Regions from separate parts of the Homo sapiens genome. Here region 1 is linked to region 2. A link is an interaction called in ENCODE POLR2A ChIA-PET data of the cell type or tissue named here. Cell type or tissue: MCF 10A. All regions are shown on one strand. Links, peaks and the distances in the headings refer to the core of each region. The heading gives the core; the rest is flanking DNA. Region 1 overlaps MAK (male germ cell associated kinase). Region 2 overlaps SMIM13 (small integral membrane protein 13).

Evidence for each region. ChIA-PET counts read pairs that join two places held together with the same protein. Peaks named below come from ENCODE experiments on the same cell type or tissue, not always from the same donor. Only the 100,000 strongest peaks of a DNase experiment are listed, where the experiment ranks them.
Region 1: POLR2A ChIA-PET joins it to region 2 with 5 read pairs; 2 of 35 experiments call an interaction of 5 or more read pairs at or near these places.

Annotation. Positions count from the first base shown.
Region 1 is chr6:10,814,205-10,826,134 of GRCh38, forward strand. MAK (male germ cell associated kinase) reads right to left here. Exons shown (of 15, transcript NM_001242957.3): 3 at 4,682-4,736; 4 at 3,646-3,767. Among named protein-coding and RNA genes, the nearest start is that of MAK, 18 kb to the right of the region's middle. RefSeq lists a silencer at 251-436. In MCF 10A, for the core only: no CTCF peak of the experiment used is centred there; no DNase peak of the experiment used is centred there.
Region 2 is chr6:11,112,587-11,124,516 of GRCh38, forward strand. All of the region lies in intron 1 of SMIM13 (small integral membrane protein 13), which reads left to right. Among named protein-coding and RNA genes, the nearest start is that of ERVFRD-1, 6.8 kb to the left of the region's middle. In MCF 10A, for the core only: no CTCF peak of the experiment used is centred there; DNase peaks (open chromatin) are centred at 3,775 and 8,155.

The DNA.
Region 1 (11,930 bases), core at 2,079-10,078, 300 kb before region 2:
GCGATCTGCCCACCTCGGCCTCCCAAAGTGCTGGGATTACGGGCATGAGCCACTGCACCTGGCCTAAATAGCTAAATTTTAAACTGTCCCAAGAAGAGCAAAGCAAGTTGAAAAACTGAATTACTAACAGATAAGCCAAGCATGCAAATCTGTATTATGCAGGCTTGAAGAATTTGAGAGATGGCCGGATGTGGTGGCTAATGCCTATAATACCAGCACTTTGGGAGGCCAAGGTGGGAGGATCGCTTAAGCCCAAGAGTTCAAGACCAGCCTGGGCAACATGGTGAAACCTTGTGTCTACAAAAAATACAAAAATTAGCCAGGTGTGGTAGCGCATGCCTGTAGTCCAGCTGCTGGAGAGGCTGAGGTGGGAGGATCACTTGAGCCTGGGAATTCGAGGCTGCAGTGAGCTGTGACTGTGCCACTCCACTCCAGCCTGGTGACAGAGTGAGATCCTGCCTCCAAAAAAAAAAGCGGGGGGGAAATAAATTTAGAGATATAAATAAATGCTTCAGTTCTATTCTGCATATTGGTGTTGTCCAGTAGAAATATAAGAGCCGGCTGGGCATGGTGGCTCATGCCTGTAATCCCAGCACTTTGGGAGGCCAAGGTGGGTGGAGGTCAGGAGTTCGAGAGCAGCCTCGCCAACATGGTGAAACCTCATCTCTACTACAAATACAAAAATTAGCTGGCGTGATGGCACATGCCTGTAATCCCAGCTACTCAGGAGGCTGAGGCAGAAAAATCGCTTGAACCCGGAGGGTGGAGGTTGCAGTGAGCTGAGATTACACCACTTCACTCCAGCCTGGGTGAAAGAGCGAGACTCCATCTCAAAAAAAAAAAAAATAAAGAAAGAAATATATATGAGAGCCACTTGTGTACTTAACATCATTTTTCTAGCAGCCATGTTAAAATAAATCAAACAGGTAAAATTAATTTTTAACAATATATTTAATTTAACCTAATATATGCCAAATATTATTTCAACATGTAATCAGTATAAAAATGAGCTGACTGTACCACTGTACTCCAGCTTGGGTGACACAGCAAGACTATGCCTCTAAAACAATGTTTTTTTAATTATTTATTTTTAAAATTTTACCTTTTTAATTTTTATTTTTTGAAAAAGAGATGCGGGCTGGGTGCGGTGGCTCCCCCCTGTAATCCCAGCACTCTGGGAGGCCAAGGCAGGTGGATCCCTTGAGTTCAGGAGTTCAAGACCAGCCTGGGAAACATGGTGAGACCCTGTCTCTACTAAAAATACAAAAATTAGCCAGGCATGGTGGCACGTGCCTGCAGTCCCAGCTACTTGGGGCACCGAGGCAGGGGAATTGCTGGAGCCCAAGAGGTCGAGGCTACAGTGAGCCATGTTTGCACCACTGCACTCTGGCCCTCCAGCCAAGGTGAAAGAGCAAGACCCTGTCTCTGAAAAAAAAGAGAGACACATGGTCTCGCTATGTTGCCTAGGCTGGTCTCAAACTCCTGGGGCTCAAGCAATCCTCCCGCCTTGGCCTCTCAAAGTGCTGAGATTACAAGCATGAGCCATCAAGCTTGGAGTAAAAATTATTAATAAATTTGTTTTGTAACAAGTTTTCAAAATCTGATGTGCAATTTATTTTACATTTACAACACTCTTCAATGCAAACATTTCAGGACTTCAATAGCCACATCTGACTAATGGGTACTGTATTAGTGTAGCTTTATACAGTATATATATATATATATATATATATATATATATATGTATGTTTTCTTTTTTGTTTGAGATGGAGTCTTCTTCTGTTGCCCAGGCTGCAGTGCAGTGGTGCAATCTTGGCTCACTGCAACCTCTCCCTCCTGGCCAACGCAGTGAAACCCTGTCTCTACTAAAAATACAAAAATTAGCTGGCCTCCTGGGTTCAAGCAATTCTTCTGTCTTACCTTCCCGAGTGGCTGGGATTATGGGTGGCCTCAACCTCCTGGGCTCAAGCAATCTTCTCACCTCAGCCTCCAAGTAGCTAGGACTACAGGTGTGTGCCACCACACCTGGCTAATTTTTTAATTTTTTTGTAGAGATGGAGTCTCACTATGTTGCCTAGGCTGGTCTCAAATTCCTGGGCTCAAGTGATCCTCCCACCTCAGCCTCGCAAAGTACTGGATTAAAGGCAGGAACTACCACATCCATCCAGATTTATATATATTTCAAAAATAGATGAAAATTTAATATTTCATGAATTTACATGTATTTCATTTTTTTCTTCAACAAGGGTATCTTGATATTTCATGTAAGTATATATCATTTCAATATTTTAAAGGACAAAATTTATTAGAGGCTGAAAATTAAGATTACCCATAATCCCACCACCTGATTAAGAAACTTTTAATTTTTCAGTATTCTAATCCAGTCCTAATCCATCTGCATACATAACTTTTATATTAGGAATGAAAGTCACATACACACAATTTGGTTTGTTTTTTCACTTACAAGCGTTTTCATAACCCTTATAATTATCACCTTTAATGGTAATAATTCCATCAATATTATATACAATAATTACCAACCTATTTTCACACTAATTATTTATTTTAAATAGTTCAAAAAGTGAAGCTTAGTATAGCCATTTAACAGAATATATTATTTATAACTATAAAGACTAAGTATCCACATAAAAAATACTTGTAAGTAAATTAATCAAATAAAAAACTTTGTCCCACTAAAATTACAACTAAGTAAAAAGGCGTGCATGTCTATATAGAAGGCCTAGAAGGGACTCTGAAAAAGTAAAAACTGATTTGAGGGGCAGAAATTTACTTTTATTTTAATTGACATTAATGTTATGATGATTTCGGCCTGGAACATAAGAGGCATTCAATAAATATGTTTTGAGAAAGGGAAAAATATGATTAAAGAATAATTCAAGTAACATCCTCAGACCTTGAGCGAGAGTGTGTGTGTGTGTGTGTGTGTGTAAGAATCAAAGAGAAATCAACATCATTACTTCGGAAAATTATTTCTAAGTATTTCAGAGTTTGTTGTTGAACATTTCTCACTTTAAAAGCAGGCAAAATGGATGTTAATCTCCCAGACATGACCAGAACCACCACCAAAACATTATCTCCCCAAGCCCAGGGCGGAAGACCAAAGCTCTCCCTTTACAGATTCTGCCCACACATATTTAAAAATTGTGAATTTCCTTGGGATTGGTAACACATCAAGTCTTATCACTGACTTGTGCATTCTAATGACTGAGCTTTTTAGATCCTTTCTTGAAAGCAACTTCATTCCTTTCTCCATTCTTTCATTAACCTTCACAAGATGCTTGGGAGAGCAACCAAGATAATTTTCTCAATAATGCCCAAGGCCAGCTTTATTATTGAGTAATAAACTATACATAAATTTGTATTTTAAAAAGCATAAATAGATAGTATGTGTATTTATATGAGATACTGGCCTTCACTTTCAAGGATTTACAACAGAAAAATGCTGGCTATGTCACAGCTGGTTCTTCAGTGTTAAATGTTACCCTTTGATAAAGGTAACAGAACTGGTTAATTTAAATTTACCTTTTGGAGCAATCAATCTTTCTCTCATAAAGTATGACATATCAAAAGGATCCAAAGAACTCATGGAGAGAATAACAGGGAAAAACATGAATAAAAACATACCTGTCTTTCATTAATTGATAGAGGTTTTCTTTCATATATTCAAATATAAAATAAAGATGGTCATTTTCTCTGATAACTTCTTTCAATTTAATAACATTGGCATGATTAAGTTTCTTCAGAGACTGAAAAATAACAAATATGCCTTAAAATTTCTTAAAAAAAACTTACAGAATTTGGCAAAATTGCATCAATGCTAAGTGTAATAATTACCTTATGTAATTTTCCATTTCTCCTGGGTTCATTAATTAATTACATTTTAATATCTACATAATTGCTTTAAGTAATGAACGTTAAGTGCAAACAATAAATCAAGCCAACAATAGCTATTAAACATTTCAATCTGTTACGTTTTTCCCTTGGTTTATAAATAGGTCTAACTTTTGTCTGACTTAACCATGCAAAGGTATCCAAAATTGTATCCAAGTCTTTAAGCATAAAATCTAAGGAAATGGTATGTAGTAATTTAAAAAGTTGTCTTTGGTGGCTGAGCGTGGTGGCTCTTGCCTGCTATCCCAGCACTTTGGGAGGCTGAGGCGGGCAGATCACCTGAGGTCAGGAGTTGCAGACCAGCCTGGCCAACATGGTGAAACCTTGTCTCTACTAAAAATACAAAAATTAGCTGGGCATGGTGACACACACCTGTAGTCCCAGCTACTCGGGAAGCTGAAGCAGGAGAATCACTTGAACCCAGGAGGTGGAGGTTGCAGTGAGCTGAGATCACACCACTGCACTCCAGCCTGGGTGACAGAGTAAGACTCTGTCACAAAAAAAAAAAAAAAAAAGTTGTCTTTGCATAATATGATTTTAAGATGCTCTTTTAAAAGTGAAAGTGAATTTTCAAATGTGAGGATATAATTATACGCTGTTCTCCACTGACATCAGAACCAGAAGAAATGAGAAATTAATTTAGGAATATAAAGGAAAAACAAACAAAATTATCTTCAGAATGCTTCCCACAGAGAATAAAATCATCTTAACTACGGTCCTCAGGTAGTGTTAAGGCCTTCTCAGGTTCTTTTCATCTTTAGGATTTTACCTTAACTTCTCTCAAGTTCATGCATTCATCCCAAGAATAGAACTTTCTCTTCATCCTAAAATAAATTAGGGAAAGTTTAGTGTTCAGGGATTGAGGATTCAAAGACACACATTACACTGTTGGCTTTCTTACTCCACTACTGGTTCACTTTGGGCGAGCTATCTTTCTCTGTCCTCATCCTTATAAGGAAATCACCTCCTATACCTCAAGGCTACTTGGTAGGCCTACGTCACATCCAAAATTCAGCTTTAATCAAAAGTGAAAAAATTACCATTAATCTTCTTTTCTGGGTGAGTTCTTAACATTTCTCTAATCAGTTTAATTGTGCCTTTCTTAAAGGGTCCTTTTCAAGATTCTCTCTTTTTAGAACTTAAGAGGCCCATAAAGTTAAATGTCTCCCTACTTAAATGATTTAAGTTGGCAAAAATTCAGAAGTAACTACAAACGTTAGAAATGGCTTTCTTGGCCGGGAACGGTGGCTCACGCCTGTAATCCCAGCACTTTGGGAGGTTGAGGTGGGCGGATCACAAGGTCAGGAGTTCAAGACCATCCTGGCTAACATGGTGAAACCCCGTCTCTACTAAAAATACAAAACAATTAGCTGGGCGTGGTGGCAGGCGCCTGTAGTCCCAGCTACTTGGGAGGCTGAGGCAGGAGAATCACTTGAACCCAGGAGGCAGAGGTTGTAGTGAGCCAAGATTGCGCCACTGCACTCCAGCCTGGGCGACAGATGAGAAATGGCTTTCTTGAATTTTGTTCTTTACTTCCCCTCTTTCATCCCAATGTTGGTTTCTATTAGAGATAAATATACCAAAAGTGTATTTAAGAGTAAAAACTATTTCCACTATATACACCAGTTAGTTGTTGTTTTTATATGAACATGTGTTTTTATATGAACAGATTTTTAGTCACCATACAAAACAGGGGATAATAAACAGGATTCATGGCCGGGCGCGGTGGCTCACACCTGTAAGCCCAGCACTTTGGGAGGCGGAGGCGGGTGGATCATGAGGTCAGGAGATCGAGACCATCCTCGCTAACACAGTGAAACCTCATCTCTACTAAAAATACAAAAAATTAGCCAGGCGTGGTGGCGGGCACCTGTAGTCCCAGCTACTTGGGTGGCTGAGGCAGGAGAAGGGCGTGAACCCGGGAGGTGGAGCTTGCAGTGAGCCGAGATCGCGCCACTGCACTCCAGCCTGGGTGGCAGAGTGAGACTCTGTCTCAAAAAAAAAAATTTAAAAAAAACAGGATTCATATTCTAAAAAATGTTTCTTCAGGCATGGGAATTATAAGGCTGGGCTGTGAAAAAGAAAAACCAAATATGCCATGCTGCTTTCATTTAGTATTATAATCTCCTATCGAGATGTTCCAGAAGATCCTTGGGAAGCTTAGCGTTGTCTTTATTAATTACAATAATCCTTAAGATCCAGAGGCTCTATGGGGGTATAATACACAGGTGAGGAAATGAGTAAAAATTGGCAGCACAACATCACAGCCAAGAACAGAGGCTGTGGAACCGCACTGCCTGGATTCAAATCCTTGCCCAGTCACTCACCATATGACTTTGGACAAGTCACCTAATGACCTGTCTGTGCCTCAAATTCCTTAGCTAGCCATACAGTAGAAACTACTGCATAAGAAAAGCATCTTGCAAACTGCTTAGTTCAGCACTCAATAACTACTAGATGTTTTCATGTTTACCAATATCTATGATTGACTATAAGACGAAATAAAGGACATCACTGAGATGACCTCAAGGGCATCACTGCTATTATTTCTAAAATATCCTTAGTGAATCAGAATTTCATTTGCAGTTACTCAGGTACTAGATATTTATGAAGAAGCGTGATGAAATGGGGGTTTACTAGCTTATTAAAAGATACTTTTCAGTGCCATAGATTTATAAAATGTCTTGCTAAAATGTAAAATGTAAATCTAGCACAATGATGAATTTAAAATAAAACAGAAGCCAATTCAAATACAGCTATGAAAGAAAAGTTGATTAATAAAATGATCATATCCATGTGAAACTGCACATATAATCTGCTATGATTCTTTTTATTTATTTTATTTTTTTTGAGACATGGTCTCATTCTGTCACCCAGACTGGAGTGCAGTGGCCTGATCATGGCTCACTGTAGCCTTGACCTCCTGGGCTCAGGTGATCCTCCCACCTCTGCCTCCTGGGTAGCTGGGACTATAGGTACATGCCACCACGCCCAGCAACTTCTTGTATTTTTTGTAGAGATGGGGTTTCACCATGTTGCTCATGCTAGTCTCAAACTCCTGGGCTCAAGCAATCTGCCCACCTCGGCCTCTCAAAGTGCTGGGATTACAGGCATGAGCCACCACACCCAGCCTGCTATGATTCTTGAAACGTAATTTCAGAATTTTATTTCATTTTTGAGATGGAGCCTCGCTCTGTCACCCAGGCTGGACTGCAATGGCGTGATCTCGGCTCACTGTTACCTCTGTCTCCCAGGTTCAAGCGATTCTCCTACCTCAGCCTCCCAAGTAGCTGGGATGACAGGTGTGTGCCACCAAGCTCGACTAATTTTTGTATTTTTAGTACAGATGCGGTTTTGCCATGTTGGCCAGGCTGGTCTCGAATTCCTGACCTCAGGTAATCCGCCCACCTCAGCCTCCCAAAGTGCTGGGATTACAGGCATGAGCCACCACTCCAGGTCTAGAATTTTAAAAGTATCCAATCTTTTAGAAGCCAAATAAAAATACGTTCAAGTTACTTTTCAAGCTTCAGTGATAACTGAAACTTTCATTCTACCTGTAAAATCTGCACTCTCACTGGCATGCTGGTGTGCGCCTGTAGTCCCAGCTACTCTGGAGGCTGAGGCAGGCGGACTGCTTGAGCTCAAAAGTTAGAGGCTGTAGTGTGCTATAACCGAGCCTGTGAATAGCCACTGCACTCCAGCCTGGGCAACACAGGGAGACTTTGTCTCTTAAAAAAAAAAAAATCTGAGGCCGGGCACGGTGGCTCACACCTGTAATCCCAGCACTTTGGGAGGCCAAGGCGGGCGGATCACGAGGTCAGGAGATGGAGACCCTCCTGGGTAACAGGGTGAAACCCCATCTCTACTGAAAATACAAAAAATTAGCCAGGCGTGGTGGCGGGCGCCTGTAGTCCCAGCTACTTGGGAGGCTGAGGCAGGAGAATGGCGTGAACTCGGGAGGCAGAGCTTGCAGTGAGCTGAGATCGCACCACTGCACTCCAGCCTGGGCAACAGAGCGAGACTCCGTCTCAAAAAAAAAAAAAAAAAAAAAAGCTGGCCGGGTGCGGTGGCTCACACCTGTAATCGCAGCACTTTCAGAAGCTGAGGCAGGTGGATCACCTGCGGCCAGGAGTTCAAGACCAGTCTAACCAACATGGAGAAACCCCGTCTCTACTAAAAATACAAAAATGAGCTGGGCATGGTGGCGCATGCCTATAATCCCAGCTACTTGGGAGACGGAGGCAGGAGAATCGCTTGAACCTGGGAGGCAGAAGTTGCAGTGAGCCGAGATCGCGCCATTGCACTCCAGCCTGAGCAACAAGAGCAAAACTCCGTCTCAAAAAAAAAAAAAATCTGTATTCTCTTCATCCATCCAGATGTACTCTCTTCATCTCTTCTTCTTTCCAGCAATTACCACTTCTCAGCAGTACTTCCCTTCCCTAAGGCAATGCATGTATCTATTTACAACAAATACAGAAGTTTCCTTACAAAATGATTATCCCAAAGGTAAACCAATTGCTTAGAATAGCTAAGAAAAGGCATTTCCTTTTAGGTTCCTTGCCATCTTTTGTCATTTATTAATTCGTCAATATCCACTCCATGCCAGGGCAATGAACAAATAAGAGATGGTACCATGGTGTTCCCATCTGACACAGGAAATCAACTTCAGAAATAGAACTACCTCTCAAGTTCTTAAAGGGCAGAGGGCTTAATAGATATTTATTAACTTAATTAAGTGAGGGAATCTTTCTACCATCCTCTATCATAAAGTAAATAACTTTTTTTAAAAAAAATTGCAGAAAAGACAAGATTTCAGTGATCTAAATTAAAACTCCCCAAAGGAAACATTCAAAGAAACCTCTTATTTTGTTCAGTGTAGTGTTCTCCCAACTTCTAACCATTCCCCCTCCAACACATCCTAGCCAGTTTTGACTGCATTTCTAGACCGCTCAAAAGGTTTGCCTGCTGAATTAAGCACAGACTTTCTTCTCCATGTTTACATTAGCAGATTACACCACCCTGTCCATCATCTACCAACTGCCATGCCATGCCCTTGCTTCTTCAGGCCAACTCCCAAAAGCAGAGGGCCAGCATTCAGCTTCTTCTCTGCTTCTCAACGTAATTCTGAACTTGTTTACTTCCTACTTGTTAAATTCCATATGGAACTTGTTAAATTCCATATCTAATAACACATGGAACTTGTTAAATTCCATAGCTGAACTTCTCTAATTCCAATAGAAACCCCCACTCCCAGCCCCCGACACCGGCTCTTTTGTTTAAAAGGTTTTTAGAATGAAAACACCTTCCAGGTAATCAATTTCCCTTTAAGGGGACATGTTTACTGCCCACTCTGAAAATTAAGAATAGGCAGCTCTTCTTCAGCTACTCCACAAAATGTATTCAATGTAGAACGTATTTATTTATTTATTTAGAGACAGAGTCTCACTCTGTTGCCTGGGCTGGAATGCAGTGGTGTGATCTCAGCTCACTGCAACCTCCGCCTCCTGGGTTCAAGTGATTCTCCTGCTTCAGCCTCCTGAGTTGCTGGGATTACAGGCACACACGACCACACCCGGCTAATTTTTGTATTTTTAGTAGAGATGGGATTTCACCTTGTTGGCCAGGCTGGTCTCAAACTCCTGACCTCAGGTGATCCACCCCACTTGGCCTCCCAAAGTGCTGGGATTACAGGCATCAGCCACCACACCCGGCCTGGAATTTATTTTTAATTTTAGGGGAAAAGTATCGATGGATCTTAAAGCGGTATCTAACAAGTTATACCTAGAATATTTATAGCCTAAATTGGAAATGCCTAAAATTTTATATCACCAAGCAAAAGATTGATAGGATATTATGGGATGTGAATTGTTTTGGTAACAAACAAAAAAAAAAAATGAGAAGGGAGAATGAAGACTCTAATATCTGTAATTTTCAGGTAAAGTTTATCCCTCTATATCGGGCTTTAAAGAGATGGCAAAGCCTGCTTGTATGACTCTTGTAGATAACAATCACTGTCTCATTCAGACTTGAGGAGTAACGGCTATAGTGAATATTCAATGTAGGTTAAACTGATAACCCTGCCAGTAGCCTGGCTTCACAGTTGCTTAACTCCTAAGAGATGTTCACCTCTGTCTTACCACAGTTACCATAAACTCCTTGTTATGAGGAATGGTCCTACTGTCCAAGACCTAACAACCTAACTTCAGACTCTTGATCATAACCTCCTATCCTTTTCACCGTCGCTACCCTCAAAACTTCTTTATACAACCTCTTTCTTGTTCAACTTGTGGCTATTCCTACAACCACCTGTGTGGCGTGGTTTGCCTCCTCATCCAGCTTGGCCCCACCATCAGCCTTTCACCCACTACACTCTCAAGATCACACACACGTTCTGAACATCCCCTTCTCCCACCGTTCCACTGCTCCTGCCTTGTCATCCTCCAGTCTCCCCTCTCCTGCCTTGTCATCCTCCAGTCTCCCCTCTCCATACAGATGGGTGGAGGTGGAAAGCAAAGTCATGAAAATGCTCCCAGCGGCTCCACTTTCACATTCGTCCATGTAATTTCAGGCGGACTCTTCCTGACACTGGGCAACCCCTTTGTGGCTTTCTTAACAACTCAGTAACTCATCCTTCACAACTCTCCAAAGCTCCATGCCTCCACTGCCGTACTTCCCGCTACTCCTTGTCCCACTGCAGTCTGGCTTCCACTATTCCACTGGAACAGTGCTCACCGTGGCCGCCAGTTATGTCATATTCCCCAAACCCAAGGAACACCACAGCCGATGATATTGTTGAAATATCACAAGGCCATTTCCAGCCCCTTTCCTTCTGCCTCCTAATATAGAGACTGGAAGAGTAAATACTCACTCTCTCAGCCTCCTTTGGAAGAGAGACCACGTGACCCAATACTAGCCAGTAAGATGTAAGGGGATGTCCTTGAGGACTTCTGGGGAAGAATTATCACTAGCTGATAAAAGATGAGAAGAGTTTGCTCGTATTATTCTGCCCTCTTCCCTCCTTGAACATGGACGTAATGCCTGGAGGTGAAGTAGCCATAAGGTGGTCATTAGGTGACACATTTGAGGACAAAAACAATGCTAACCGCTCAGCATGAAAATCATAGAAAACATCTGAATTTCTTGGGTACAATGTTGAGCCATTGAAAGAGCTCTGGAATCATCACACTCCAGACTTCTTGATACGTGCTTCTGCTTCTTTAGATCTTTCCCTTGGTTTCAGATATTTTCTACATTCTCCTGGTTTCTACCCTATTTCTCTGGTGGCTCCTCAGACTTTTTTGTAAGATCCTATTCCAGGGCCCATCCTTTATATGCCATGGTTTCTCGGTGCCCTAAATGAGGACCTCTTTTCTTCTCCCTCTAAAGAGTTTCAATTGCCATCTGTAGACTAACCATTCCAAATCATTAGCCTGCACCTCTGTTTTGAGATTTAAATGCAAATATTCAATTGACTAAAAGTCATCATGCCCCAGACTGAATTCAGCTTTACCCCTAAGCCTGTGATTTTCCCCTCCTTGACATGGTACATGGTACATGGCACCACCACTATACATTTAAGCCAGAATCCCAGGAGTTAGCCTGGACTCTTCCCCATTTTTTACTCCTCCCTCCACCCTCATGCCCAGTCACCAGTTTCTATAGAGCCTGCTTCCTACATGTCCCTTGACTGTATCCACTTACATCCATCCCCAAAGCTATTTTCCTGTCAGGCCACCACCACTTCTAACCAACATGACTGCACTGACCTTCTAACCTCTAACCAAGATGACTGTATTGACCTTCTAACTGGCCACCTGGTGTCCAGTCTTGACCTCTTCAATCGTCTCCACTCTTCTGCTAATCAGCCAGTTCCAAAAATTTGATCACATCAACAATTCTGCTGAAAATCCTTCATGACCTTCTAGTCTTCAAGATATACACGCTCCTTCATCTGGCTTCACGACTTCACCTGCTAGCCTCACGTCCCTCCTCTGCCCCACTCGTAATCCACGCTCCAG
Region 2 (11,930 bases), core at 465-8,464:
TAATGTAAATCAAATCACACAACATGCTTTTTGTGTTTGACTTCTTTCTGCTAGCATAATGCTTTTGAAATCTATTTGTGTTGTGTATATCAGTAATACATTCTTTTGTATTGCTGAAAGAGTATTCCATTGTATAGATATACCACAATTTGTTTATCCATTTACTCATTGATGGACATGAGAGTGGTTTCCAGCTTTTGGCTGTTAGTATTATTATTGTTTTATTTATTTATTTTTTTGAGATGGGGTCTTGCTCTGTCGCCCAAGCTGGAGTGCAGTGGTATGATCTTGGCTCACTGCAACCTTTGCCTCCTGGGTTCAAGCAATTCTCCTGCCTCAGCCTCCCAAGTAGCTGGGATTATAGGCACCTGCCACCATGCCTGGCTAATTTATTTTATTTTATTATATATTTTTTTGTATTTTTAGTAGAGACGGGGTTTCACCATGTTGGCCAGGCTGGTTTCGAACTCCTGACCTCAAGTAATCCACCCGCCTGGGCCTCCCAAAGTGTTGGGATTACAGGCGTGAGCCTGTAGTAGTAGTATTAGTAGTTAGTAGTATTATTAACATTCAGTTGCAAATCTTGGTGTAGACATATGTTTTCATTTCTCTTGAGTAACTTCATTTCTCTTGAGAAACTGCCAAACATTTGCATTGCCAGCAGTCATGAGTGAGAATTTGTTACTCCGCATCCATCACCAACATTTGATGGTATTGTCTGTTTTTAATTTAGCCATTCTAGAGGATGGGTATTATGCTTTTGATTTTTGTTTCATTAATGACTAATTATTTTCAGCATCTTTTATGTGTTATTTGCCATTCTTTCTACCTTCTGTGTAAATCATCTTTACAAGTTTTTTCTACTCATTTAAAAAATTGTGTTACTTTTATCAAGTTGTAAACAATTCTTTATTCTGGATACAAGTTTTTTTTGTTTGTTTTTATCAGATATGTTTTGCAAGTATTTTCTTCTATTCTGTAGCTTGCCTTTTTATTTTTATTTTTTTGAGATGGAGTCTTGCTTTGTTGCCCAGGCTGGAGTACAGTGGCACAATCTTGGCTCACTGCAGCCCCCGCCTCCTGGGTTCAAAAGGTTGCCCTGTTTCAGTCTCCCCAGTAGCTGGGAATTACAGGCATGTGCCACCATACCTAGCTAATTTTTGTATTTTTAGTAGAGGCAGGGTTTCACCATGTTGGCCAGGCTGGTTTCGAACTCCTGATCTCAGGTGGTCCACCCATCTCGGCCTCCCAAAGTGCTGGGATTACAGGCATGAGCCACCGCACCCGGCTGCCTTTTTATTTTTAAATGTCATTTGTTTTGTGTTGTTATTGTTTGATAAGTCCTTCTTATCAAGTTTTTAAGGTATGACATATAAAGTTATTCTTTTTGTTTTTTTTTTTTAATTTTTTTGAGACGGAATCTCACTCTGTCGCCCAGGCTGGAGTGCAATGGCGCGGTCTTGGCTCACTGCAACATCTGCCCCCAGGATTCAAGCGATTCTCCTGCCTCAGCCTCCTGAGTAGCTGGGATTACAGGTGCGCGCCACCACGCCTGGCTGATTTTTGTATTTTTAGTAGAGATGGGATTTCACCATGTTGGCCAGGCTTGTCTCAACCTCCTGATCTCAAGTGATCTACCTGCCTCGCCCTCCCAAAGTGTTGGGATTACAGGCAGTTGAAGGTAGTTTTACCTTTTCTTCCCAATGTGTACATTTGTCTTTTAGCTTTTGCCTCATTGCACTGGCTAGGGCCTTATAATGTTGCAAGAAAGGAGTGAGAGCAGACCTTCCTCCCTGATCTTTTGGAGTGAAATATTTAGCCTTTTACCATTAAATAAATTATTAGCTGTGGGATTTTAATAGATATTCTTTATCAAGTTTAGGAAGAAAACTTCCCCTCTGTTTCTACTTTGTGGTGATTTTTCTTTTTTTTTTAAATCAGGAGTGGATATTGGATTTTTTTTTTTAATGATTTTTCTGTATTGAGATGGTCATGCACTTTTTCTCTTTTTTTTTTTTTTTTTTTTTTTTGAGATGGAGTCTCACTCTGTCGCCCAGGCTGGAATGTGGTGGTATGATCTCGGCTCACTGCACCCTCCTCCTCCCAGGCTTAAGTGATTCTCGTGCCTCAGCCTCCTAAGTAGCTGGGATTACAGGCGTGTACCACCACACCCAGCTAATTTTTGTATTTTTTAGTAGAGACGGGGTTTCACCATGTTGATCAGGCTGGTCTCGAACTCTTGACCTCAAGTGATCCACCTACCTTGGCCTCCCAAAGTGTTGGCATTATAGGCATGAGCCACCACGCCCGGCTGTATTTTTTCTCTTTTAAGTCTGTTAATATGGTGGATTTTGTTGCATTTCGAATGTGAAAGTAACCCATTCCTCAGATAAACCTGTTTTGGTCATGACATGTTATCCATTTTCTATACTGTAGCAATTAATTTAGTAAACATTTAAGATTTTTCTCTTTATATTCATGAGAAATACTTGTGGTTTTCTTAAACACCCTTGTCTGGTTTTGTCATCGTGTTAATGCAGACCTTATTACATGAGTTGGGTACTGTTCCTGTCTCTTTGGATTTTTGGAAGCATTTACATACAATTGCTATATTGGTTTTCTATTGCTGCATAACAAATTCCCATAAATTTAGCAGCTTAAGACAACGCACAGTTATTAGATATCAGTTTCTGTGGGTCAGGAGTCTCCACCTGGCTTAGCTGGGTCCTCTGCTCCTAAAGCTGCAGTCAGGGTGTTGGCCTGGCTGCGTTCCTTTCTGGAGCTTGGGTTCCTCCTTCAAGCTTATGTGGTTGTTGGCAGGATTCAGTTCCTTGTGACTGAGGACTCAAGGTGGCTCACCTCTTCATGCCAGTTGAATCTCTGACACCAGGGAGGGTCCCAATCCCTCTTTTAAGGTTTTTACCTAATTGAGTCAGGCCCACCCAAGGTAATTTCACTTTTGAATAACTAAAAATCAACTGATTGAGACCTTAATTATAGTTTCAAAATCCCTTCATCTTTACCAAATAATATAACCTAATAAAGGGATTAACTATCCCATTACCTTTGCCATGTTCTTTCTTTCTTTCTTTTTTCTTTTCTTTTTTTTTTTTTTGAGACAGAGTTTCACTTTTGTTGCCCGGGCTGGGGTGCAATTGCTCAGTCTCGGCTCACTGCAACCTCTGCCTCCTGGGTTCAAGCAATTCTCCTGCCTCAGCCTCCCAAGTAGCTGGGATTACAAGCATGGGCCACCATGCCTGGCTAATTTTTTTGTATTTTTAGTAGAGACAGGGTTTCTCCATGTTGGTCAGGCTGGTCTCGAACTCCCGACCTCAGGTGATCCAACTGCTTCGGCCTCCCAAAGTGCTGGGATTACGGGCGTGAGCCACCATGCCCTGCCGGCCGGCCTTCCTTCCTTCCTCTTTTTTTTTTTTTTTTTTTTTTTTTTTTTGACAGAGTCTCACTCTGTCACTCAGACTGGAGTACAGTGGTGTGATCTCTGCCCACTGCAACCTCCGCCTCCCAGGTTCAAGCGATTCTCGTGCCTCAGCCTCCCAAGTAGCTGGGACTACAGGCATGCAGTACCACACACAGCTAATTTTTGTATTTTTTGCTAGAGATGGGGTTTCCCCATGTTGGCCAGGCTGTTCTCAAACTCTGGGCCTCAGGTGATCCGCCCACCTCAGCTTCCCAAAGTGCTGGGATTATAGGCATGAGCCATTGCTCCTGGCCAGCTTTGCCATGTTCTGTTGGTTAGAAGCAGATCAGTTTCTACCCACATTCAAGAGGAGGAGTCATATAAAGATTACACAAAGGATTGACTCATTGGGATTACTAGAGTGTGTCTGTCACATTTGACATAATTTCTTTGTAAATGTTTGGTAGAATTCATCTGGGCTGGGACTTTTCTTTTTGGAAAGATTTTCAACTACAAATTCTGTTTCTTTATTAGATATTGGACTATTCCACTTACCTGTTTCTTCTTGAATGAGCTTTCAGAGTTTGTGTTTTTCAGGCACTGTGTCTGTTTACTCTGAATTGTATAATTTACAGGGATAAAGTTTATAATATTTCTTAATTAGCCTTTTAACACCTGTAGGATCTGATATTGATTATTTGTGTCCTTTCTTGTTTGTTTGTAATTGGCCTGACTAGAGGTTTATAAATTTTATTGATCTTTTCCAAGAACCACCTTTGGTTTAATTGATTGTTTTCTCCCTATTGCTTGTCCATATTCTGTTTCATTGGTTTATGCGTATATCTATATATCTTTCCTTCTGCTTATTTTGAGTTTAATTTGTACTTCTTTTTCAAGTTTCTTATGGGGAAATCTTGGGTTATTGATTTTAGACTTTTCTTATTTTTAAGAAAATAGACATTTAATGATAATTGTTTCTTTTTTTTTTTTTTTTTTTTTTTTTTTGAGACGTAGTCTTGCTCTGTTGCCAGGCTGGAGTGCAGTGGCGCGATCTCGGCTCACTGCAACCTCCACCTCCCGGGTTCAACTGATTCTCCTGCCTCAGCCTCCTGACTAGCTGGTACCGCAGGTGCCTGCCACCACGCCCGGCTAATTTTTGTATTTTTTTTTTTTTTTTGAGACGGAGTCTCGCTCTGTCGCCCAGGCTGGAGTGCAGTGGCGGGATCTCGGCTCACTGCAAGCTCTGCCTCCCGGGTTCACGCCATTCTCCTGCCTCAGCCTCCCAAGTAGCTGGGACTACAGGCGCCCGCCACTACGCCCGGCTAATTTTTTGTATTTTTTTTTTTTTTTTTTAATAGAGACGGGGTTTCACCAGGTGGCCAGGATGGTCTCAATCTCTTGACCTCGTGATCCGCCTGCCTTGGCCTCCCAAGGTGTTGAGATTACAGTCGTGAGCCACCATGCCTGGCCGACGTTTAATAGTTGTTTGTAAGTATTGATTTTGACGTTTAAATTTTTATTCAATTCAAGATATTTTCTAATTTCACTTGTGATTTCTCCCTTGAACCATGGATTATTTAGAAGTATGTTGTTAAATTTTGAATATTTGTTCTTTTCCAGATATTTCGTTATCAGTTTCTAATTTGACTTTTTTATGGTCACACAATGTATTTTGTATGATAAAATTTAGGAGGGTTTACTCTTACATTTAATGGGACTTATGATACAGAATATGGTCTATCTTTTTTTTTTTTTTTCTTTTTAAGAGAGGGTCTCTCTCTGTCACCCAGGCTGGAGTGCAGTGGCAAGATCTCCGCTCACTGCGACCTCCGCCTCCCGGATTCAAGCGATTCTTGTGCCTCAGCCTTGCAAGTAGCTGGGATTGCATGCCCAACAAATTTTTGTGTTTTCAATAGAGATGGAGTTTCACCATGTTGGCCAGGCTGGTCTCGAACTCCTGACCTCAGGTGACCCGCCCGCCTCGGCCTCCCAAAGTGCTGGGATTACAGGTGCATGCCACCATTCCTGGCCAATTTTTGTATTTTTAGTAGAGATGGGGTTTCGCCATGTTGGCTAGGCTGGTCTCGAACTCCTGACCTCAGGTCATCTGCCCACCTCAGCCTTCTAAAGTGCTGGGTTTAAAGGCATGAACCACCACCTATGGCCAGTATATGGTTTGCCTTTGTGAACGTCCCATATATAATCAAAAGGAATGTTTTTTTCTGCTATTGATTGAAATGTTCTGTACATCTCAGGTCAGTTTGGTTGAGGGTTGTTTGGTACTTTTGTGAAAGGGCACCAGCAGCTTTTGCTATACAGTAGCTACTATGTTATATAGTAGGACTCTTCAGAGCAGACATTGAGCTCTGTAATGAATCAATTGGTCAAATTAATTAAATCTTGATAGTTTTGGGAGTGGGGTTGGGACAGGGAGAATAATAGTTGATTTGTTTTGAGTATCTACTTTGTGCCAGGTGCTACTTTAAGGCATAGTGAACACACTGGAAAACTGATTAAACCATACGTTTCGTTTCCTTAAGAAACTTGTTTCTCATAGGGAAGGTGGTCAGTACTATGCAGGATGAAAGTGAGCATGAGGTGCTAAAGCAATTACCCAAAATAGGTCATATTGAGGTAATAGTATTGTAGAACGATCTAAAAGTTATATATTAATAATACTTAAAATTCTTAGTTACAGTGGTAGTAGTCTCATATCTGTATTCTTTGCCTTAGAGGGGAGGAGGTTGGAGCCTATGAGATGGTAACAGAGCTAATATTTGATGAGTACTTATTATGTTTTAGGCATTCACTTTAGCTTGTTACATGTATTAACTTTTAATTACCACATACCCTTTGAGAATGGGTACTGTTATTCACATTTTATAGAACAGGAAACTGAAGCACATAGAGGTTAACTTGCCGAAGTCGGAAATAAGTTACTGAGTTAGGATTCATGGAAGAACATTGCAGTCTAACATGCCTCTGAGATATAAGAAATTATGGGGACAATCCAGTTGATAGATACAAGGATGTGATCTAGGATAGAGAATGACACTAGGAGTGTAGAGAAGGAAACAGATGTGAGAGGGTTTATTAAAATAGAATCTATAGCACTGGGATAAGATAAAGTGGGAACAAAATGCTGAAGAAGAACTCTTTTCTGCCATAGAGATGGGGAGAGAATGTAGTTCTCCCAAAGAGCTGTTGGATGGAGACAGACAGCAGACACATGCGCGTGCACTCTCTCCTCTCTCTCTTTCTCTCTCTCACTCACTCACTGTTTTTGAGATGTCTTCAAACTAGCCAGGTAGAAATTCCCTCTTGAGGTTCAGGAAAGGTGGAAAGTATGGATGAAAATTTGGTCCTCGGGCCGGGCTCGGTGGCTCACGCCTGTAATCCCAGCACTTTGGGAAGCCGAGACAGGCGAATCACGAGGTCAGGAGATCGAGACCATCCTGGCTAACACGGTGAACCTCCGTCTCTACTAAAAACACAAAAAATTAGCCAGGCGTGGTGGCGGGCCCCTGTTGTCCCAGCTACTCGGGAGGCAGAGGCAGGAGAATGGTGTGAACCCGGGAGGCGGAGCTTGCAGTGAGCCCAGATCGTGCCACTGCACTCCAGCCTGGACGACAGAGCGAGACTCCATCTCCAAAAAAACAGAAAATTTGGTCCTCATCATCTATAATAACGATGATATTTGGATCCATGGCAGTGTTGTGATCACCAGAAGAAGAAGAAGAGAACAGAAAGAGGAGAGAAGAGATTTTAAAAGGTAACTTGAAATGTCTTATGATTATTGGATAGAAAAGCTTTGGATTTGGAGGTACTATGATTCAAATTTGTATTGATTTGATAGTGGTAACTCCAGGGGCTTAATAACTTCTAGCATTGCCTAGTGTGTCATTGAGAAAGGGGTGTGTACAATAGAGGGAGAATTTTAAGAATTAGAAGAGCTTGGCTTACTTGGTTTAGTCTACATTTAGGATTTGGACATACTGTCTCATAGATGAGCCTTTGCTGCCTTCAGAATAAAATGGAAATAAGGTAATAAGATTGAAAATGGAAAAGAGCTTTTTATAAATGTGAAATTGGTAGTGAGCCAGTCAACTAGCTACTTAGATACTATCATGAAGGTGAGATTATATAACTCCACTGGAATGATTCCACAATTTACAAAGATCAGAATTTGTAGTTATACTGCACCTGGGCTTTTGGACTGAAAATACCTTGGGTAGTGTGTCTTAATCGGTTTGGGCTGCTGTAACAGAAATACCATAGACCAGGTGGCTTATAAACAACGGAAGTTTATTTCTCATGGTTCTAGAGGGCTGGGAAATCCAAGATCAAGGTACTGGCAGATTTAATGTCTGGTGAGGGCCTGCTTCCTGGTTCATAGATGTCTGTCTTCTCACTGTGTCCAAACATGGCAGAAGGGGAAGGAGTGAGGGAGCTCTCTGGGGTGTTATTTTAATAAATGCATTAATCCCATTCATGAGGACTCCACCCTATGACCTAATCACCTCCCAGAGGCTCCACCTGCAAATACTGTCACATTGGGGATTAAATTTCAATATATGAATTTTGGGAGCACACAAACATTCAGACTACAGCAAGTAGCAAAATCGTATTCTCATTCTCTAGATAGTGCTTTGTGTTTCAGTCATACTGTCACCATGAAAATCTGAGAAATTTGATACGCTGTTAAGATTCATTGCTCTGTCTTATGTAGCTGGCTGTCTTCCAATGTCATGAGTCACTGTGTGCCTTTATTTTCTTATTTAGAAAATGGGAATAATGATTGCTGGTCTCATTCAGATGGGTCGTGTAAAAGCACAGTGATTGAATGTAAAAGCACTGTGTGAACTGATAACTGTGTAATTGAAGGTGAAATTACACTTCTCCCCTGGGTTTGTGGTGTGTTGATAGTGATGGTTCATCACTCAAGTTCATCTATCACAACCCTTCTGCTGCCAGCATGTTTATCTTACATAGAAAACAATTTACAGTGTGTTTCATGAAATTCATCATTTGAACAAATGCTTAGTTATTGGCACACAGAAGTGAGTGCTCTTTTGCCTATCTCAGAATACACACCCTCTATTGCTGATTAGTTATTCTGGCATACAATGCGATACTGAAGCAAGACATAAACTTCCTTTTAAGCTGAAAAACTGCAAAACCCATCTTAACAATCAGTATATTGTGGACTGTACTTTGCCCCTCACCTCTCCTTTCTTCTTTCACTCTCTACTGTTTCTGTCTTACTAAATCCCAGGACATGGTTCCAGACCCATGCCCATAGAATAAGAGTTAAGAAGTTTCTGATATGTGCACTTTGGGTCTGGGAATTGTATAAGCTATACTTCTGTTAGAAGTCCGCTGTAGGCATGCAGGGTGCAATGGGTAAGTCTTTTTCAGAAGAAGGCTGCCTGGGTTTTAGTGGTTTTACTTCCTTCATTCCCCTGTCCCCCAAAATACATATGCTCACCTGGGAGAAGTTAGTCATTAGGGCCCAGAGTCCGGATTAGGTTGGTCTATATTTATGGTTATACAGGTGCCTCTCCCCCTCCCAACACACACACCTGCATACACACCCCTCTGCTGTTATTTGGTGCTCTCTTACCAATATCATGTAAAGGGTGATGCTTTATTTTCTATTACATAACTTTGCACTTGTCTTCTCTTCCACTCATTGTATAAAAGAGAACGAGTTCTGAATGCATAAGTGCTGTATTAAACATTCTATTAACCAGACATAATACAATTCTACTTGGAGCAAGATACAGTCATTCTTTATGTCCACTTCTGACTATCCATTATGTTGGTCATCATATCCATGGTCCTCCTGCAGCATTGCTCCACTCATCAGCAATGTCTGGCCAGTTTCTTTGTTGCTCCCCTTACATACATACCTACACCGTCTCACTAGTAAATACTGATTTTTGCATTAAGCTGCCTTTTCTCAAGTGGAGTCTTCTCAGGTTCTGTAGTCAACTGTTGTTCTGTCTATCCCCCATGGGCACCCCACTGCTAATCTTTTTCTTCTTTTCCTTGGCCAGTCTCCACAATTCACTGGCAGCAGCACTCATGCTTCTTTTTCACTGCTTTTTGTCTTTTCCAAGGCTGCATGTCCATCGCAATCATTCTAGGGAGCTTAAAAAAAATGAATAAGCACAATCCCTGGAGATTGATTTTGGGATATCTGGGATGAGCTCTTGGCAATCTGTGTTTTCTAAAAACTCCTCAGCAGATTTTGAAGTTCGAATGATCCCTCTTATGAAAGGTGCAGTGTGATAATCACATACCTTTAACTAGAATCGTTCCACTGGATAATAATTCTGAACTTGCCTTACTTTTACAGGTGTTCCTTTCCCTGAAAGGGAAAATATGAATCCTATCCTCTTGTGACCCTACCTTGCTCCGACTTTGAGTGGTTCCTCTGCCCTAGAGGTGGAGGACTTTTTGCAGTGTGGACCAAAAGTCAGGCCTGTGACCTTTTTGCAGTATGGACCAAAGGTCAGGCCTGTGACCTTTTTGCAGTGTGGACCAAAGATCAGGCCTGTGACCTTTTTGCAGTATGGACCAAAGGTCAGGCCTATCTTCTTGTGACCCCACCTTGCCCTGACTAAGTAGTTCCTCTGCTCTAGAGGTGGAGGACTTTTTGCAGTGTGGACCTTTATCAAAGGTCAGGCCTGTGTTTTAAAGGAATTGAGGCAGATTCCAAGAAGATTAAAAGTTTTGGTTAGACATTATCTAACAAAATAATTGCCTGTCTGGGTTTTTTTTTGGGGTGGCTCCTGTGATAGAGGCTGTCCTCCAAGAGCCTATTGTCTAATAAAGGTAGAGGAGATATCATTACTGGGGATCTTTTTCCAGGCTGTTCCCTCTACTCCCCTCTTAAATCTCAAAAAACACCCATGTCAGCTGGGAGTGGCAGCTCACACCTGTAATCCCAGCACCTTGAGAGGCCAAGGCGGGAGAATCACTTGAACCAGGAGTTTGAGACCAGTCTGGGCAACAAAGCAAGACCCTATCTCTACAGTAAATAAATAAAAACATCCATGTCCTCTCAGGGATAGGCCCTATATCCATGTTCACTGTACCTGCTCCTGGGGCTGACACTTGAATTCAGTTTAGGGCAGAGATTCTACGTTGTGTTTTTTCTAGGTTTGTGTTTTAGAAAGCTGGGGGGAGGAGGAGCAATCTACAGAGAGAAGCGTAGAGGAAAATGGAGCCGCTGTGCAGAGAGAAACAGATAATGCTGAGCAAATGACCTCAGTTCACGAGAACCTTCTCCTAGTGCTTGTCCCTCGTAAGGGCGCTTCCTCCCGTGCTCTCTCAGACACCTCTGTAGCTTTTAGTAAATTCCCCTTTTTTTGTTTAAGCTAAGTCTTTGGAATTTTCTAACTTGAACTAAAAGCTGCTTTATTAAAATAACAAGAGATGAACTATGTGTGTGACTTTCTATTTCGTGTTATATTTGTCATAAGATGATTACCAATACCATAGATGAATAGATTTTGAGCCCTATTAGCAGCAAGGAGTGTGGCATACCAGAAGTGTATGACAGAACAGTTTAGTTAAACTGAATAACAATTTGGCCATTAGATGATATGTGCAAAGCATTTTCTTACAGTTCTTATCCCAGAGTTTTAAAAGTTAGCTGTTATTATTTTTATTGTTACATAATAATCATACATATTTATGGAGTATATATGATATTTCAATACATACATATAATTTACCATGATCAAAGCAGGGTATTTAGCATATCCATCACCTCAAACATTTATCATTTCTTTGTGTTGGAAACATTTCAAATCTTCTAGCTATTTTGAAATATACAATACATTATTGTATGTATTTTTTATTTTTGTGGGTACATAGTAGGTACATATATGGGGTACATGAGATATTTTGATACGGGCATGCAATGCATAATAATCACATCAGGATAAATGGGGTATTCACTACCTCAAGCATTTATCCTTTGCATTATAATTCTTTTATTTTCTTTTAGTTATTTTTATAAATGTACAGTAAGTTATTGTTGACTGTAATCACCCTGATGTGCTGTCAAATACTAGATCTTATTCATTCTATCTAAATATGTTTTTGTACCCATTAACCATTCCCACTCCCTGCCCCTTCAGTACCGTTCCCAGCCTCTGGGAGCTATCATTCTACTTTCTATAAGTTCAGTTGTTTTAATTCTTAGCTCCTACAAATAAGTGAGAACACGCAAAGTTTGTCTTTCTGTGCTTGGCTTATTTTATTTAACATCCTCCAGTTTCATCCATGTTATTGCAAGTGACAGGATCTCATTCTTTTCTTTGGCTGAATAGGATTCCATTGTGTGTATGTACCACATTTTTAAAATCCATTTGTCTGTTGATGGACACCTAGGTTGCTTCCAAATCTTGACTATTGTGAATAGTACTGCAGTAAACATGGGAATGTAGGTATCTCTTCAGTATATCGATTTCCTTTTTTTAGGGGGGTAGGTGGGGAA